Regions from separate parts of the Homo sapiens genome. Here region 1 is linked to region 2. Evidence: chromatin contacts called from ENCODE Hi-C data. All regions are on one chromosome and are shown on one strand. Each heading gives the region's core, a stretch centred on a gene start or an enhancer-like site at or near the end of the contact. The rest is flanking DNA. Distances are from core to core; before and after follow the strand shown. Region 1 overlaps LOC107986178 (a long non-coding RNA gene). Region 2 overlaps LOC107986178 (a long non-coding RNA gene).

Region 1 (2,700 bases), core at 76-2,575, 150 kb after region 2:
TGAGTTTAAGCTGAAGACTGCCTTTTGCAGAGAGACATAGATACTGTTGCACCATGTAACACCGTCACTCACTGATACTGGATAAAGCAGGTCAGAATTTCACTCAGAATCCATTTCAGCACCAGTAATAGGTTGGCACAAAAGCCTCAGCATTCATTACATGCTTACTGAACCTAACACAGATTTTCTGAGGGACGCTGAAAAATAGAAACAAGGGCAGGTTGCTCAGTCACCTTTAAATCAGATTTTTTAAAAAGTTGGATTCCTAAAAGCTAAGGAGGTGTAGGTCTTCACGAAAGGTGTAGAAAATCTGCTTTGTGTCTTTTCCATCTTTAAATGTTTATGATCCAGTGAAAAGTCAGATGTTTAGGGTTTTCTTCTTTAACAGAACTGTGGTGAAGAGGCAATGGCTTTAACATAGATTATATGTGAGTTCCATGTAGTTAGAGAAAGCAAAGAAAATTGTTTTTTATATGTTCTTGCCTTTTTTTTTTTTTTTTTTGGCCTCCTCTCTGTTTCTAATTTAATCTGGCAGCACTCTCTGAAGGTGTGGTAAGAGATAAAGCGTGACGGTTGTTTGGGCTGGCTTGCCAAGTGATTTGAAAGGCTTCTTAAGGATTTTGAATGCTGTCTTGAAGGTAACTGGTAGACACTGACAGGTTTTAGGCAGTAAATTACTTTGTCAAATTTACAATTTAAAAGCTACCTCTGGCTACAGTGTGGGAGATAAATTGGAGTATGCTGAGAATAAAAGCAAGGAGAAGATTTGGGAGCCTGCTGCCACTGTCTATAAGAACCATAGTATCTCTGAAATAGCAAACAGGAATCCTGTGAAGAGAGTGGGGAAGGAAGAGCCCAGTGTTGAGAAAAGTGGTTTTGGGGAAAACTCTTCTCAGTGGTGGCTTTTGAGCAGAGCCTGGCGTCTACCTTGGTTTACTAGTATGTCCCGAGCTCTAACTGCTACCCACTGAAATACTACCACCCTAAGGTAGGGAAGAGTCTGCAAAAGTTAACCTGATCAGTATCTATTCTGAAATAACTAAAAGGAAAATTGCTTTGAGTCTTAGCTTGGTCCGAAGAAGCTCAGTTCAGATGTTTGCTAGTTCTTTATATTCAGATTGTGAATACGACTCAGTGTATTTAAGGGAAACACACACACACACACACACACACCCAACCTGCAAGTCCCATGCATTGTGTGTTAAATATGGAACTGGCTGGCACAACCACCAAGATGGGAGTCATCCACCCCTGTAGATTACTACCTTGGACGCTGCTCTTTTCAGATCCTATACTTTATCTTCCCTAACAGTCATTGGAATGTCACTAGAACTTGATGAGGGCAGGGCAGGAAGCTGAGTCAAAAATCTCAGGAAAGCTAAACCACAGTAGAATTTATAAACCTTAGGATTCATATCTTAGGTGGGGTTGGGCTGTGTGATCTAAAATGGGAAGCGCTGACTCACTGCATTTTGAATAATGACTGGAGGCTCATCTCACAGTATGCCACTTCAATTACAACTGAGGGCTTCTGAATCTGATTTCTAAACACCATGGTCTTGCATCATACACAAATTTGATTTATACGATTAAACTATGCATGCTGGCATATAATGACAGGATAATAATCATGCTGTTGATAATAATGATAATGAAGAGGGAGAGAGATGGAATATGACAATGAATAGAGCACAGGTGATTCTACCCCTCGTTTATCTGTTCCTCTGAATATGTCCTTGATTGTGACAAGTGAGAGAGGAATGTGCTGTTGCTTCAGTTGTCTGATTCTTATAGTAAATATTCATATTTTTTCCTGTTTCACATGTTCCTTGGAAGAAAATTAACAACGTCTTCTATGCTGAAGGAAACAGAGACCAATTTGTATGTACACAGGAGGGAAAGCTGATTGTGTTAGGCAGATAAAAAATAATAGTGTTTAATTTTGTACCTTCTCAAAAGACTTTGGGGAGTCATTTCAACTTATACAATTTTAATTGTATTTGTTGATTTCAGAACCTAATGTTATTAAGACAAGGTTAATAGGCTTTTACATATCTGCTACAGACTTTTGGGGTGCTCTTCATTTTCCGTATCACAATTGATTGTCATGAACTCTGAATTAGAGCAGATAATATTTCCATTTTGCAGATAAGAACCCTGAGACTCAGAGAGATAAGAAAATTATCAACCAAGTAACAATTCAGAGCTAGGACCATCATTAGGATTTCATGGAAGTATCTTTTACTCTCCACCTGATGTTCTGATCTAGAATCTTGCTTTACAGCCCTGAAGGTTTCATCCTCCGCTTGAATGAGTTATGTTTAGGTTCCTATCTTCGAAGGGCATATTGTTCCCAGGAAACCAGTCCTTAGAACCCACACATGATGACTTTTACTAAGACATCTATTGAATGGTCTCAGTTAGAAGCCTAACTAAGTCCTTATTTTAGAAATCAGCCATATGAAATCAAAGTCAGCAAGTTTTAGTAAGAAGAAAAGTCAAAAATGAGGCCATCTTAGAAGACTGTGTTCTTGACTTGGCTCTGTCTCTGTTTAACTTATGTAATTCTGGGGAAGTCATATGCCTCAGTTTCCTCACTGGTACATGGAGAAGTAATGTCCTTCTGGCCTATCTAGTAGAATGATGTGGTATTTAAGTGAGATAGCATTTGCAAGACTGTTTCATAAAGGTAGGGTACTG
Region 2 (2,700 bases), core at 96-2,595:
TGATAAAATATATGAACAAGTAAAATACATAAAATATATGCTTTTATATGTAATTTGTTTATAAGTAAAAATGTAAATGTTTCTATATAGTTTTATAAATTTATGTAAAATTATATAAGTATACAAATATGTATGTGTGTATATATAGTATGTATATAATATATAGTACAAAATATAAAGATGGTGATAAATGCCAAGCTGATAAATAAATTAGGTAAGGAGAATCAGAAGTACTGGGGGAATAATTTTGAAGAGGTGGCTATGGAACCCTAATAGAGAAAGTAAAATTTGAATAAAGAGACATAGAACTAGTCATGCAGACATCTGAGAAAAGAACATTGCATAGTTATCAGGAACTCCACTCAGCAGAGTGGAAGGCGGGGAATAGAACAGGGAAAAGTCTGGAGAGAGGATGTATGTCTGGATCATCTCTGGCCTTGAGGCCGCTGCAAGGTTGTTGGCTTGCAGTCTGGGGTAAATGGAGAAGCTAGCACATGAGGAGTGAGATGGGACATATTTCATGAGAATTACTCAGATGGGTGTTTTGAGAATACACTGAAAGGGATGTGGGAGCAGACCAGAAGCAGAAAGACAGTGTGGAGCCTCTTGCAGTGTTAAGAGAAGAGGCTGGCATGGACCAGGAGTTGGGAGTGGAGGTGGGAGATTCAGATACATTTTGAAGGAGCCAATAGAATTTGCTTGTGAGCAAGATGTCAGGAGTGAGAGCAAGAGAGGAGTCATAGGAGACTGCAGAGTTTTGTGCCTCTAAGGCAGCTGGAAGTTGCTTAGGCTGGAATGGAGTTGCCAGTCTGAGTTTGGAAAGGCTACAGTAGGAGGACTATGCGTGTGGAGTGGGTAATGGTGTCAAAACCTCAAATTTGAGATGCCCATGGGATATCAAAATTAAGATTAAACGTAGACACTGGATGTGTGCCTTGGATGCTGGGGGGAGAGGTTGAGATAAAAATGCACAGTTTGAAGCCATTGGTGTACACATAGTACTTGAACCCTTAAGTGGTGACAAGAAGGTGGGGTCACCCTTCTTATCTTTCTGCATCCAAGGTGGTTGAGTAACAGCTGCAATGGCAGAAAGGAAATGAGTCCACTTGAAGAACAGGAATTTCTGAACATGACAGGAAGGAGAATGGCCTCAGAGGCAGCCTGCTTCCTGAAAAAGTTTTCTGGACTTCCAAGCAGAACCCAGAGATATTAATAAACAGAAAGGGAAAACAAAATTATGGTAATTTTACTAATGTGAGAAAAATAACATAAATTATTTACTAAATAATTTGGTAACCACAGACTTTCTAAGCAGTGACTCAGAAGGTTCTTGCTGGAAGGTGCACCTTGAAACACCGATACTGGAGTGAATGACAGGCACAGAGGTTCTGATGACTCATCCACTTGTTTCACTTACATGTCCTCTGGAAGCTCTGGGGCCATTCTAATGGCAGTCTTAGTTCTAAGGCAATTTCAAGAGAACAAAAATAAAATTATTTTTTCATTGAAAGCTATATAATGTGTTACAGGTTAACACAGAAATCACATAATATCAAATGTGTGCATAGACCAGGAAGCAAATGTAAATGTTATAAGTAAATGAAAATGCATGAATGTATAGACAAGAATGGTGGAGTTCGTGGCAAATTAGGATACAGTAATTATTCAGTTGACTGCTCTCATGTGGGACCAGAAGTCAAATTTTCTTCAAATTTTCAAGAGCCTAGAAATGTGGGTTTTTATGTGGAAATGCCCAATATTTAAATGTTGGCAACCAGTTTACTTTAGTCAACATCTGTGTACATGAAACAAAGTATGTTTTCTGTCTAATGGTAGCTGATTGGACACAAATTTTCAACCACTGATGGAGGACTTTATTTACCTGTTCTTTTCACAAGCATTTGCTGAGAAGCTGCTGTTATTGGTGGATACAAGTGAAACAAAACTACATATGGCATGATTGATTCCCACCTAGTAGGGAATGTGAACAGCTCTACATATGGTGTCATGCTTTGTGTTTGTAAAGGATAGTTCTGAGGCAAAATGGGAAGAAACAAATACCTCTGCAATGACAAGACTCTAAATACCCCATGAGGAGAGTGACATTTGTAGTAAATCCAGCTTGGGGATGAAAGAGTGTGCAAGATGTTAGAAGTCTGCTGAACTTGTATTTGGTTTATTATAAAGTATACAAATGACTAAACTGTCCTAATCTACTGTTGTTGTGAGAGTGGACTGCTTATCTGCCATTTTTCATTATGATCTATGATCCATGGTAGTCACTAACTACAACTTCTTATTAACAGTTTTACTGAAATATAATTTGCATAGGATACAATTAACTTATTTAAAGTGTATTATTCAACATATTTTAGAATATGTACAGGGCTACACAACAATTACCACAATACAGACAGTCCTCAACTTAGGATTGTTCCACTGATCATTTTTCAACTTTATGATGGGTTTGTCAGGGTATTAAATGTGCTTTTGACTTATGATGGATTTATTGCAATGTAACTCGATCATAAGTCGAGGAACATCTGTATAAATTATAAGACACTTTTCCCCTGTAAAATAAATCTCATATCCATTAACAATCATCTCCCACTTTCTCCTCCCACTCATCCTTAGGTAACCACTAATCTATTTTCTGTCTCTATTGATTTGCCAATTCTGGAATAATAGATGCCACAGAAT

Evidence for each region. A loop is a pair of places that touch in the nucleus more often than their neighbours do. Pooled maps may share reads with other maps.
Region 1: a map of endothelial cell of umbilical vein shows a loop between it and region 2 (5-fold over the local background). The contact joins two enhancer-like sites. A Hi-C loop is called at or near these places in 3 of 168 maps with a recorded cell type or tissue (HCT116, PC-9 and endothelial cell of umbilical vein) and 2 of 50 pooled maps.

What each region holds. Positions count from the first base shown.
Region 1 is chr4:11,697,651-11,700,350 of GRCh38, forward strand. All of the region lies in intron 2 of LOC107986178 (a long non-coding RNA gene), which reads left to right. Among named protein-coding and RNA genes, the nearest start is that of LINC02360, 70 kb to the right of the region's middle. RefSeq lists an enhancer at 767-1,966. Within about 2 kb of position 1,326, at least 5 of the 41 ENCODE cell types and tissues checked have a DNase peak (open chromatin) inside an H3K27ac peak, as active enhancers do; they include HCT116, PC-9 and endothelial cell of umbilical vein, where a contact is called at or near this core.
Region 2 is chr4:11,547,631-11,550,330 of GRCh38, forward strand. All of the region lies in intron 1 of LOC107986178 (a long non-coding RNA gene), which reads left to right. Among named protein-coding and RNA genes, the nearest start is that of HS3ST1, 120 kb to the left of the region's middle. Within about 2 kb of position 1,346, at least 5 of the 41 ENCODE cell types and tissues checked have a DNase peak (open chromatin) inside an H3K27ac peak, as active enhancers do; they include HCT116, PC-9 and endothelial cell of umbilical vein, where a contact is called at or near this core.